4 separate regions of the Homo sapiens genome follow, and regions 2, 3 and 4 are each linked to region 1. Evidence: chromatin contacts called from ENCODE Hi-C data. All regions are on one chromosome and are shown on one strand. Each heading gives the region's core, a stretch centred on a gene start or an enhancer-like site at or near the end of the contact. The rest is flanking DNA. Distances are from core to core; before and after follow the strand shown. Region 1 holds the start of ZNF180 (zinc finger protein 180). Region 2 holds the start of ZNF793 (zinc finger protein 793). Region 3 holds the start of ZFP30 (ZFP30 zinc finger protein). Region 4 holds the start of ZNF607 (zinc finger protein 607).

The links. A loop is a pair of places that touch in the nucleus more often than their neighbours do. Pooled maps may share reads with other maps.
Region 2: a pooled map shows a loop between it and region 1 (8-fold over the local background). The contact joins the promoter of ZNF793 here to the promoter of ZNF180 in region 1. A Hi-C loop is called at or near these places in 3 of 50 pooled maps.
Region 3: a loop to region 1 is called in a pooled map, with 14 times the contacts of the local background. The contact joins the promoter of ZFP30 here to the promoter of ZNF180 in region 1. A Hi-C loop is called at or near these places in 6 of 50 pooled maps.
Region 4: a pooled map shows a loop between it and region 1 (9-fold over the local background). The contact joins the promoter of ZNF607 here to the promoter of ZNF180 in region 1. A Hi-C loop is called at or near these places in 3 of 50 pooled maps.

What each region holds. Positions count from the first base shown.
Region 1 is chr19:44,498,948-44,502,074 of GRCh38, reverse strand. It overlaps ZNF180 (zinc finger protein 180), which reads left to right and starts at 1,553. Exons shown (of 5, transcript NM_001278509.3): 1 at 1,553-1,800. RefSeq lists enhancers at 1,098-1,147, 1,324-1,618, 1,458-1,667, 1,678-1,737, 1,284-1,784 and 2 more.
Region 2 is chr19:37,505,524-37,508,650 of GRCh38, reverse strand. It overlaps ZNF793 (zinc finger protein 793), which reads right to left and starts at 1,712. Exons shown (of 8, transcript NM_001013659.3): 1 at 1,685-1,712; 2 at 248-386. ZNF793-AS1 (ZNF793 antisense RNA 1) reads left to right here and starts at 1,564. Exons shown (of 3, transcript NR_110723.1): 1 at 1,564-1,812; 2 at 2,611-2,805. RefSeq lists enhancers at 1,496-1,645, 1,211-2,002, 2,003-2,794.
Region 3 is chr19:37,653,772-37,656,898 of GRCh38, reverse strand. It overlaps ZFP30 (ZFP30 zinc finger protein), which reads left to right and starts at 1,434. Exons shown (of 6, transcript NM_001320669.3): 1 at 1,434-1,479; 2 at 2,020-2,187. RefSeq lists enhancers at 829-878, 278-1,265 and a silencer at 1,289-1,478.
Region 4 is chr19:37,718,288-37,721,414 of GRCh38, reverse strand. It overlaps ZNF607 (zinc finger protein 607), which reads left to right and starts at 1,654. Exons shown (of 5, transcript NM_032689.5): 1 at 1,654-2,146. RefSeq lists silencers at 1,893-2,002, 2,063-2,152.

The DNA.
Region 1 (3,127 bases), core at 304-2,803:
TCAAATAGTAATAATTCATTGTTTTTAAAGGTCAGAATTTACGTGAAGAAAACTACAGGAGTGCTTTGACAAGCATTTTAAAAACTAAAAAATTATGTATTTTCATACAGCAGGGCTCCAATTTTCAGCTACCTCCCTGGTAGGATGAAAATTAACACAACTACCTCATAGGCTGATTGGGCTTGGTAATGAAATATTAAAGTGTTTAATACAGAGACAGGAACCTTTATTTAGCCAACGAATATTTATTGAGCATCTATTATGTGCCAGGTCTCTCTCTTTTTTTTTTTTTTAGGTGTTGGGGATGCAGCAGTGATCAACATCGATAAAATGCTTTTCCTTATGGAATTGACATCGTAGTGGTAGGTCGGACAGTAGACCAAATAAATAATTAAAATATATAGTGTGCTAGATAGTGAAAAGTTCTTTAGAGAAAAAAATAAAAGATGAAGGGGGAGGCACAGAGCATGTGGGGAGGGAAGCGTTTGCTTGCAAGTTCACAACGGGTGGTGGGGCAATGCCTCATGAGAAGATGATATTCCCCTAATTACCAGACGGTGAGAGCCAAATGAATCCCTCAGGAGAGGCTGCTAGGGAGTGCAAAGAGCACCTGCAAACGACCAGGGGCTGGAGTCTGCTGGATCTGTTGGAGAATGGGGAAAATGTGCCAAGCAAATGGGCAAGAAATGAGGGCAAAGAGAAAAGGGGACTACGCCTGTAATCCCAGCACTTTGGGAGGCCGAGGGCGGATCACCTGAGGTCAGGAGTTGGAGACTAACCTGGCCAACGTGGTGAAACCCCGTCTCTACTAAAAATACAAAAATTAGCCGGGCGTGGTGGCTGGCGCCTGTAATCCCAGCTATTCAGGAGGCTGAGGCAGGAGAATCGCTTGAATCCGGGAGGTGGAGGTTGCAGTGAGCCGAGATCGCGCTATTGCCCTCCAGCCTGGGCGACAAGAGCGAAATTCCGTCTCAAAACAACAAAACAAAACAAAACAAAAACAGAGAAAAGGGGAGAGGTGGGGGGAACAGATCCTTCAGGCCTTATAGGCAGAGAAAGAACTCAAAATTTAAAAATAAAATGATTATATTTTAGTATTATTAAATGTAAAAACATAGATTCCTGAAGGGTTCGGTAGACGCTCCCTCCACTGTAAAATGGGGATGTCGCAACTGTCTCACAGGTTTCCCCTAGGACTAGAGGAGACAAGGGGTCGCGCGCAGCGTCTGACAGGCAGGGGGCACCCAGAAAGGGTCCCCGCCATTTCTATTGGATTCTGACGTCACGCCAGAGCGACTCCCCATGCGTCGCTGCACTGGCCTCGGCCTCCCGGCGCCGCGGCTGGTCTTAGTGCTCCCCCTAGACCTGCACATGCACAGGTGTGGCGCCCCCCCGGGCCCCGGACGAGGACGCCCTCTTAGCTTCTGGCCCGGTCCCCCGCCCCACTTCCTTGGAGAAGCCGGAACCCCGCCTACTGACCGTCCGCGCCGCGGAGGCTTCTGGGAATTGTAGTTCTGGCTCTCCGAGCCCAAGTGCACTTCCGGGTTCGGCCACAAGAGCAGCCATTGTCCCGCGCGCGGACGCTTGCTGTCGCCGAGCAGCTCGGCCCTTCAGACTTAACCCCCAGCGGCCTTGCGGATGCTGACTAGGAGAGGGGACCGAACTAGCTTAACCCGAGTCGGCCGTGTTGCAGAATCGGGGCAGGGGGTTGCCTAACCCGAGTTCGTCCTGCCGCAGAGCCGTGCTAGGCACTGAGGCGGTGACAGGCCCAGCCTGGGCTGCGGGCCAGCGGACGCCCAGGTTGGTAGGGGCGTGGGGCAGCGCTTGGTGTCCGATGCGCGCATGCGCAGGGTCTACGCGGGAAGCTGGAAGCGGTGGTGAGTGTAGCGGGGAGACCTGGTATCTGTGCGGGTGGCGCTTTAGCCTCGGGTCACCGGGGTTGATGGAGTTACTGATACAGCTGTATATTCCGCGACTGTCCTCTGCGTGCATGCGCGGGTGCTTGGTCAGGTGGTGCTCTTGTCTGGGGCCTGAGGATGCCCAGGTTGCTGGAACACAGGGCACATGCATTGATGTAAGGGGACATCTTGAGAACTCCCCTCCTCCAATGCCGGGCTTATTTAGTGGAGGCCTGAGGATGTCCGGGTTGATGGAGTGCTCCATTGCAGATTGTGGTTTCTGGAGAGGAGGGGCTGTGCCACTGTCCCTTTACTCTTGATCAGGTATTTGGGTAGGAAGCAAAAGGTTGTAGGTAAGATTCCGAGCAGGTGGCTCTGGGCCCCTAGAGCAGACAACGCGCTTCTCCAAGGTCTGGGGGCGCTGTGGTTGGTGGAGAGACCAGATTGGAGTTGCAGATTCTTGTGCCAGAAGAGGCAGTGTTGCTAGTGAACCCTTGGTGGGAATTACCCATGGGCAGCAAACTCCCAGGCTGAAGGAGGGTATCAGGGCCTAGAAACAGGTTCTGGGCAGAGGGCCCCCTGCACGTCCTGGGGGTGTCTGAATGGAAAACAGAAACTTGAACTGATAGTAGGGACCTATGTAGGATAGTGCAGAGCTCTAGAGCATTCAAGATGGGCAGAGACTCCGGGTTGGAGATACAGAATTTAAGTCCAGGAAGGACAGAGCTGCAACAGCTGCCATCAAATTGGTAGCTGGGGAGGAAGCAGTATGTTGCCAGCATCGTTATGAAGCAGGTGTTGCTGAGACCTTTACTTGGGTACGCTATTTGCAGGCGTGAGAATGTGCAGGTTAGTAGAGGGACAGAGCCTGTGCTGCAGATTTGGTCCCGGGAAGAGCTGACTGCACAACACCCAGGCCGTCATGATTGGGCAAGAGAAGGACAAAGGGCCCAGTTCCCATTGAGCTGCTGTATCGTAGGCTCGAGAACCCCCACGCTGGCGAGTGCCCAAGTCCTGGGGCTGATTATGGAGCTGTATGCTCAAGCTACTGTTTAGTTGTTGTAGTGTCCTGGCTGCGGGCAAATAGTGGGGCAGTTGACCCCAGAACCTACACAGAGGCTGTGGGTACCTGAGATGTCCCAGGCAGGTTGAGACACAGGGTGAGGGATGTAGATTGTTGACTCAGGAGCATGGTGTGCCCCCAGACGGGCAGAGGAGCCAGGTCCTGG
Region 2 (3,127 bases), core at 463-2,962, 7.0 Mb after region 1:
CACTGCAATCTCCACCTCTTGGGTTCAAACGATTCTCCTGCCTCAGCCTCCAGAGTAGCTGGGACCTCAGGCGCCCGCCACCACGCCCGGCTAATTTTTGTGTTTTTAGTAGAGGCAGGGTTTCACCATGTTGACCAGGCTAGTAATTCCTGACTTCAAATGATCCACCCACCTCAGCCTCCCAAAGTGCTGGGATTACAGGCATGAACCACTGCACACAGCCTACATTATCATTTTAGATACTTACTCAGTAAATTTGTTTTCTAACCACGGGCAAGGTCACATCCATCCCCGCTGTCACAGAGTCAGAATGGATTTCCAGAAACCAGCCTCACTCTTGGGATGCTGGCACAGATGCGTATGTCATTACCTTTGCCAGAAAGAGCCTTAAAGGAAACATTAGGAAAAAATATGCATTAGATCCCTAACAAGAATAGAAGCCACGTCTTTAGTAACATGTTACTTTAGATAAGTTTAGCACGCGATCCTTTCAAATTATTTTCATTATTGTAGAGAACAATAAAAAGGGTGTGGGTTCAAAAAAGAGTTTTCAGATGGGCCTTGGTGGAGAGGAACTGGCTGCTATTCAGCTAGGGAGTGTCACCTGAGTGAAATGTGTTCCCGCTATGCAGGCTTGCAGCCTCAAATCTGTGATTTTCCCATCCCCAATCTCCACATTTCAGGACCCTCAACACCAACCCCTATAAGTCTCCTAATCAGACACGCATAGTGCCCCCAATCACTGGCCTCCAATCTCCAACCCTCAGAGGTTTTCATAGTCACTGATATTCCCCTATGTTCAAATCTGACCAGGAGAGACTACAGGTCAGTAACTACAAAGAACACCGATCCGATCTGATTGCCAGTGAAATTACACAGCCCCCAATCATGAATCCACACTGATTGCCAATGATATCCCAACGACTGAGGATCAATTGTTGATTCTCACAGTCCCACTCCCACCCACAAGTGACAGTCCGAATCACTGAGCCTCATTGAGGCGTACCTTTAAGATAAGCACACTTGACTCTATTCTCCATTCCCTGATCTACAAAAGTCCAATCGTTAATACTCTCCGATCCTCCACCGATGATATGAAGTAAGTCTCAATCACCGATGGCCCAAAACATTTCTCCAAACATTCATCACCACTGACCTCCCTCATTTGAACCCCAAAGTTTCCACAATCACCAATTCCAGTACCCAAACTATTACTGCCCACAGAACTTAGAACCTCCGATCACTGATCCTCTCGGGCTCCGATCATTAACCTTAAAGATCTCTAAACCAGTGTCTGAAAAATCCCAACTGACCCCAGACCCATGAAGACCACTATTACTGACCCCATGCACCCTGAAAATCAAGACATTTCACAGAACTCGCATTTATTGATTCCCACACACTCCCAATCCATCTTCTTCAGAGACCGTGCCACTGACTCCCGCAAACCTCTGTCCGCCACCACTGAGGCCCCGCGAGGCTCAGACGCCGAATCTCTTAACCCTTCAGTTCCCTTGTCATTGACCCTCACGGGCACCCATAGCTGACCCAGTCGGCCACCGTAGTCGGCAGCTCACTATCCTCCACTAGTCCCAGGTTTGACCGTTTCTCAAACCGTGCCTTCCCATTTATGCTGCATCCGCGCCCTGAATCTGAAATTGGTCGTCCTGCCACGCCGCCTCACCGCGGTATAAGGTCGTCCCATCCTGAATGGCCGGTGCGCAGACTCAATTGCGACTTTGAGGCTGTCAGCCGCCACCCGGCAACCTTCCAGTGAACAGGATTCTGGGTTTCTCAAAGCTGTAATTGGAGGTATGATGGCGACGCCCACTTGACTCCTACCTGGGGCGGCCATGTTTAAAACTGTGCCGTAAAACGGATGATTAAGCCCTTTGCTAGACCAAAAGATAAGGCTATTTTAGGACAAGGAGAAGGAAGTGTCCCTGGATCCCTAAACAGAGATGTCGTCTCTGCTCTTAACTCAGCATCTCAGATGCCAAAACCTCCTGTGGCCAACATGGTGGCGCCCAGACATCAAAGCTGAGCTTTCTTTGTCTCCGGCAGCCTGGTAAGATGGCCGCGTACATTTTTACCGCTTCTTACGTGCAATGGGTGCAGCCTCTCCTAGGAGCTCCCCTATGGCAATGTGAAACTCTTTCTGAGCCAGCTCTAGGAGTTAGAGAGCAGCGAAGAGACTCGCTCTTAGGGAGACAGAGACAGCCTAAGGACGGGCGTGACTTCACGGAAAGGGCGGAGCCGCAAGGAAAGGGCGGGGCTGCCGCAGCGGGAAGAGATCAGAGTTCTTAGCGCATAATGGAAAGGAAATGTTGAAAGCAAGGTTTTTACCTAAGGAGGCTTGCCCGAGAAGCCGACCTGAGGAAAGAATGAGTGCAAGCAGTTTATTTGGTAGGTGGGGGATGGAGAAGTGAGACGGGAGCGATGGGAACGAATATACAGTGCATAGGTGAGCAGATTAGCTCTGGATCAATGAGGGCTCAGTCAGCTTGGGACCTCTGGGGGATTGTGTAGAAACCACTTCCAAGTTTTCACAACCACCAGGCCGATGAAGCTTACATATGTCTACACCATCTCTCTTCCTAATTGTTTTAGGGCCACTCCAGAGGTGTTAAAGCTCCAGCACTTCGAGCCTGCCTCGTGGGAAAGTCTTAGGCTGAGTCTGTAGGTGTCTGCAGTTAAGAAGCCAGCGGTCTGCATATGATTGCTCAGGGGTGGTGGCTGGGTCCAACAGCATTCACTACAGGCCTGCCTTGAATACCACCTAGCGCAGTGCTCCGCATATCACAGGTATTGGAACATCTCTAGAAAAGATTGCCTTGTCTTATGAAAATGGCTTTTTAAAAAAATCCTAATTCCAACTGGTCATCCTAGCAACTGATACAATAACTGACCTCAAAATGTTTCCCAATGATTCCTACCTCCTACTATTCACACTCTTATGTAGTTCCCTCCCACATTGTACCAGGGTTGGACTGTGAGACTAATAGAATGCAGTAGCAGTGATAGATGTCACTGCTGAGATTAAATATAATAAATGGCACCTTGAGTTCTGTCTTAAAGGCTGCTGCCCCCACTTTGAGAGAAGTTAGTTGCCATGTCATGAGGATAC
Region 3 (3,127 bases), core at 185-2,684, 6.8 Mb after region 1:
ATATTCACTTAACCAAAACTTGAGATATCTGGAAGAGATCAAGGAGAAAGAAGAAAGTTTTAAATATTTTAAATGAAGTATTACAATGAACATTTTTATTACTAAAGGTATTTTTAGCTACGAAAATGAGGCTGATCTTTCAACTAAAGATCAAAGAAACTTACTATCCAAGAATGCTTGGAGACATTGAATTTATCCAAGAGTTCATCCAGGAACAAAGGGGAAAAAACAAATCTCATTTGTTAGAATATTCCAAGACCAGGTATGGAAGAAAATAAAATGCCTCTCCCTCCCGTTTCATGGTGTCCTATTCAATTTTCTGACACAGTCCTACAATTCCATCATTTGGAAGTAATAGCAACCTTATTCCTTTCCAATTTTTTTTCCTGCAATTATTTTACTTGCCTAACACCACAGTCCTGAGGGCACACAAGGGCCAGATGCAGATAATCAAAATCCCAACACTCAGTTTCATAGGGACCCACAAACCGTCTCCATGGAAAACCAGAACCAGAAGCGCTGCCCTATCAGAAGGATTCTGGAAATAACGCTGGATGAGGCAGAGCCACAGTCACAGATCCGATGTCAGGTACGTCACAAACGCAGACACAAACCGCAAAGACCCCAGAGACCCGCTACAGCCAGCGTCAGAGTCAGGCACCACCGCGCAGCCTTCTCTGCGGCACCATCCTAATCCCCCGCTAGAGAACGGCACACGCGCACGCAGCAGCCCCGTGCACGGAAACACTACTCCGCCAGCGGCCAGGCACTCGGTCCAGGTACGCGGGGGCGCGGCGGCCGTCACTCAGCAAACACCACAGGCAGCACGCGCCGCGCCTTGGTCCAGGCTCGCGATACTGGGGTTTCCTCCATCCAACTCACGCCAGGGTCACGGCTACAGGCCTAGATTTGAACACTCCATCCCCATCGGGATCCTGTAGCCAACCTCCACCCTCCTCCAAACCTCCCGACCCCTCGGCAGGTGCGGCCCCACACTTCTCCCTTGCTCCCTGAAGGGCCCCAGCGTTCGCCCCCCGCGCGCTTGCGCACTCGAGGCAGAAGCCGATTTCCAAAGGTTCCGGTGAGGCGTCGCTGGGGGCGGGGCGGGGCTCGCAGCCTCCGCCTGTCTCCGAGCCGAGAACCAAATGAAAAATAAAAAGGCGGAATATTGTTTTTTTAAATTTTGGACCGCAGTGTCCACAGGGGAGCAGGCCTGGATTATCTTTAATGGCACTGGTCAGTCACGGGGCGGCCATTACAGGTAGAGGCCTGAGGCGAGGGACACTGCGGCCCCTCTGGCTCCGTCTCCCCGGCCCGACTATCCCCGCCGAGACCCGGCCCCACGCGCCCCTCCCGGCCCGGAGCAGCTGCGGGACTTGCCTCCGCCCCCCCGCGCGCTAGCGCATTCGCGACGGAGACAGGCGCTCTCCCGTATTCTGGCGCCGCTGACTCCCAGGGCTGGGCTATCCTCTGAGTCGGGTGAGGCTGGGGCTGGGAGCCGGGCGCCACTGTGGCCGCTGCTTTTCTGAGGGAAAAGAGCGCGGAGTGGGCCAGGTTTTGCAGGCCGGGCCAAGGTGGAGAAAAGGTTCCTGTGGAGCCTCAGGCCGGTGTGCTTTTTTTCCCGGGACTGAGCTTCTGCAGCCCTGAGGCCTGGAGGCCCGGGCGGTAGTAACTGTGCCGGACCAGGTTCGTGGGTGCGGCCTGTGGTGCAGTTGGAGACCGAGGCCCCGCGCATCCTCGTCCGCGCTTCAGCCACTTAGGCTCGGCCGTAGCGAAAAGGCCCAAGAGGGAAGTCAGAGGTGAACGCCCCAGGATGAAGGTCCCCTGCAAAACGCTGGGACCTAGATTTGGGGTGGGTGTCTGGGGTCTAGGAGGACACGCTGGACAGTTCCGAAAAGACACAGTGGGTGGTCCCGGGCGTGGGCAACCGGGTGCGGAACTACAGCGTACCCGGAGCTGCGAACCCAGACGCGGGTGACTGCTGACCCTCTGCCCTGTCGTTTCCATTTGTGCATGCAGGTGGCGGTTAGTTGGGGCCAGGGAAGCGTGGAGGGTGGGTTCCAATCGAGTCAAGAAAAGCCTGGGGTGTCCTGAACTCTGCCTGCTTCCCCAGCCCTGCCAGTTTCCAGAGAAGGCGCTTGAGAAGGAGAAACGAATCGCTGCTGCTCTTCTAAAAGCCGGTTCCCTGTGAGTTCGTGCTGCTGCTTTGTTTCTGTGAAATGCATTCGAGTTCCTTCCGTTTAAAATCCTGCTTAGGAATGATCTATTTATTCATTGATTTGGGCCTTAGGATTTCCCTACCTAGTTAACGGCAGGGGACCTAATTAATAGATTTCCCGTTGTTAGTGCCCACTTCATGCTGTTCTATAGTTAGACACATGGTTAGTTAACTGTAGGCTGCAAATTCAATTACTCTGTGAGCGCTGTTTTTCTAAGGATCTTGATGATATGGAAATACCCGTGCTGGAGATTAATGTTCATACTTTGTTTTTATTTGTTTTTTAGGGTTTAGATATGTTTAATGGTTCTGGGGTAGGAGTGGAGATTTCTTTTTTTCCAGGAAATTCATGAGTGGAAGTTTTTGGTACCAGCCAGATGTGGTTTGAGGTCTGGCAGCATGAGTTTATTTTGGGTATATCTTGGATCGACTGAGGGAGGTGTAGTGTAGTGGTTAAGAATTTCGAGCCTAGATTAAGTGGAATTGAATCCTGACTGCCACTTAAATCTGAACGAGTTTAAGCAATCTGTGCTTCAATTTCCTCAGAATTGTAATAGTGTATACTTTACGGTGTTGTTTTGAAGATTACATGAATTAATATTTGTGAAGCTCTTAGGAGAGTGCCTGGCACATAGTGAGTCCTTAATTCATACTAGCTACTGGTATTAAAATGATGATGCTCAGTCATTTCCTATCAGCTTTGTGTATTTCCAAGACCAATGCAAATGTGAAGGTAATTATGATGGATGCTTGCAAGCAGGAAAATGAGCCAGACCCTGCAGTGGACCAGAACAGGGATTGGTAACATAAGTCCTTGGACTCTGTTTATGAGCTTTCAGGGCAACAAAGATATTTTAAGATTATATACAGAATTGTTGTATGTATTTGTAAATGGTTAATTTTTTCAGT
Region 4 (3,127 bases), core at 405-2,904, 6.8 Mb after region 1:
CTCAATTCATTCCTTTCTATGTGCATCTCTAATTCCAGTCTTTTCAACAAAGACTACTCTTCCCTTCCTTAAAATGCCTTGGTATCCTTGTTGAAAATAGTATGTGGAGCCGGGCGCAGTAGCTCATGCCTATAATCCCAGCACTTTGGGAGGCCAAGGCGGGCAGATCATCTGAGGTTGGGAGTTCGAGACCAGCCTGACCAACATGGTAAAACCCTGTCTCTACTAAAAATACAAAATTAGCTGGGCATGGTGATGCATGCCTGTAATTCCAGCTACTCAGGAGGCTGAGGCAGGAAAATCGCTTGAACCTGGGAGGTGGAGGTTGCAGTGAGCCAAGATCGTGCCATTGCACTCCAGCCTGGGCAACTAGAGCAAAACTCCGTCTCAAAAAGAGAAAAAAGAAAAAGAAAATAATATGTGGAGTCAATTTAATCCATTGATCTATGTGTGGTATTTCTGAGAGATTATTCAGGAGATTCAGGAGCAACAAATCCAAGAACTAATTAAGAGAAGAAAAAGTGATCAATAAGTTCTTAAATTGTAACTTTAATAGTTTTTTTTCCTTGACTATTTGTATTTTTGAATGGTGATTTTTTAGTTTTGTTCCTTTTCCTCTTAGGGTATAGACAAATATTTTTTATTTTTAAATTAATTTTACTTATTTATTTTTTGAGACAAGGTCTTGCTCTGTTGCTCAGGCCAGAGTGCGGTGACACCATCATACCTCACTGAAGCCTGAACTTCCGGGCTCAACTGATCCTCCTACCTTTGTCTTTGGAATAGCTGGGCCCACAGGCGTGTGCCACCACACCAGGCTAACTTTCATTTTTGGTAGAGTTTGGGAGGAGGAGAGGGGTGTCTCACTATGTTTCTTAGGCTGGTTTTGAACTTCTGGCCTCAACTGATCCTCCTGCCTTGGCCTCCGAAAATGCTGGGATTAAAGGCGTGAGCCACCGTGCCCAGCCTGTATTCATCAATATTTTATTAAGCCAAAGAAACAGGAAATTCGGACTATTAAATATTTGTCCGTTTTAGCTGTTGTAAATATTTCCCCCAAATTTACTTACCTAAAAATTTTTCTTATTCGTTTTTTACCATTTGGAAATTTTGGATGCTTCTAAATAACTATGAAGATTTACAAAGTATTACATGAAGGATCAAAAAAATTTTTTAAATTTCTTATTTTATCTTCAAGAAGCCTATTCCAGAACAAAAATAATAAAACTATTTAGCAGTTATTTCTTCAGATGATTTTTTAGTCAAATTTTTAGTCAAATATATTCGTGTCCAAAGATGAAGAACATAATGTCATGTATTGAAGAATGTGATGGAACTTCAAACCCTCATATAGGACGTGAGTCCATTTACTTAGCGCTTGACGAGACAAGCTGGGCCTGTCGGGTGGTATTAAAAGTCCCAGTCCCATGTGTTACCAAGGAGGCCGGCTCTACCTCAGGAGCCATGAGGGTTTCGGCGCCCCACCCTGAGGAGCTCACACCCATCCAGCAGGTGATCCCTTCCGAGGCTACCTGGATCAGTTTCTACTCAGACTCGCCTCCTACTGGCCCTAAGAACGCACTAACTCCACCCTAAGCCTCAGGCCAGGGGCCCAGTAGTGGCCGATCTGCGCATGCGCACTCGAGGCAAGGCGGCCACTCCCAGAAGTCTCCGGGGCTCGAGCGGTGGGTGGGAGGCGCGGTCCAAGTGGTCGCTGCCGTATTTCTCGTAGGTTTTTAGGATTCTGGACTCCATTTCTCACCGGTACCTGCGGTCCTGACTGTTCTGGCTTGGACTACATATTACAAAGGCAACGGAGAAAACTTGGACCCCTGGCTCCGGTTCCGGGACCTTTTGGTTCCACCTGAAGAAGGCGGCGCAGGTCACTGCGGGAGCCTCTGCAGCCCCAGCCCGCCGCCCGCGTGGTACCCTGCGTGGCGGTGAGAGTGGGGCTGCAGGAGGCGCTCAGAGCGCGGAGGCCCCCAGGCGGGCCGGGCGAGTCTCCCGCCTCCTCAGGCCCTAGGGTGCTGGAGCTGCGGAGGAGGGGCCCGTCTCTAGGAGACAGGCGGGGAGCGTGAGAGACCGCGCAGCGGCGACAGGACCGGCTTGCCTGTGTGACGTGGGTGCAGTTGCGGGACTGTGAGGGGTGCGTAGTCGACCTTGTGTGACCTGTACATGCCGTGTGTGTCCTTTGTAAAGCGTGCTTCGCTGGGCTCTGTGGGGTCTATTGACCCTTGGCTCCAGGTTCCCTGCTGCTTCCTGTGCCTTCCTCAGCCTAGTACGACTACAACAGAGAAATGGTCCCAATGGGAAATCAGATACTGAGTCTTAGATGAAGATTTCCAGTGAGAAGAAACAGATAGGATGAGAAGCTTAGAAGAGTAATTGCCCTTAAGAAAGGTATGATAGATTCTGTTAAATAAAAAAGTATTCAGTGACACTTGTTAAAGCATGCAAAGAACCCTTTATTCAGGACCATGGTGGTAGGTATTGGGATCCCGGCTGTGAGATTTTGCAGTGGGTAACAGACATTGGGCTCAACTCCGAATTCAGCATGAACAAGTGGGAATTTATAGCCAAGAAGGTTAGGGATCACTGGATGAGAAATTACTAAGAGGAAATGTCTGGGTTAAGGAAGATTCTGACTAAACGCACCTAACAGGATTATTTCTGGAGAGAGAGACCTGGGGGACGGTGGAGGATGAAGATACGGAGGCGAAAGGGTCTTGCTAAACTGACTTAGAATAGTTCTTTGCTATAGCCAGATTTTACAGTGAAGTGTACAGATGGGCCTAGCTGAAGGTGTAGTAGCCTGACTAAAATTTGGTCTGGCAGGGTTTGTCAGTTTCGAGTGTAGGATTCCCTCCTGAAAAGGGTTGTTACTCCGCCCCCACCTCCCGGTTCTTGGAGTTTCATTTACATGTTTAACAAACACGGCCTTGAATTCTGACCCCAAGAACCTGCAGTGAAGGATGATTGCAGGTTCCATCCAACATACTTCCTTCTGGTCGTGTGTATGAAATTACGCGCCTGCAGCCTTGGAGGGGGGAAACATAAGCGCTAAGTATTATGAGGCAATTTTGGATATTCCGTTTTGGATTTCTGTAGATCAAAAGCAACAAGAATA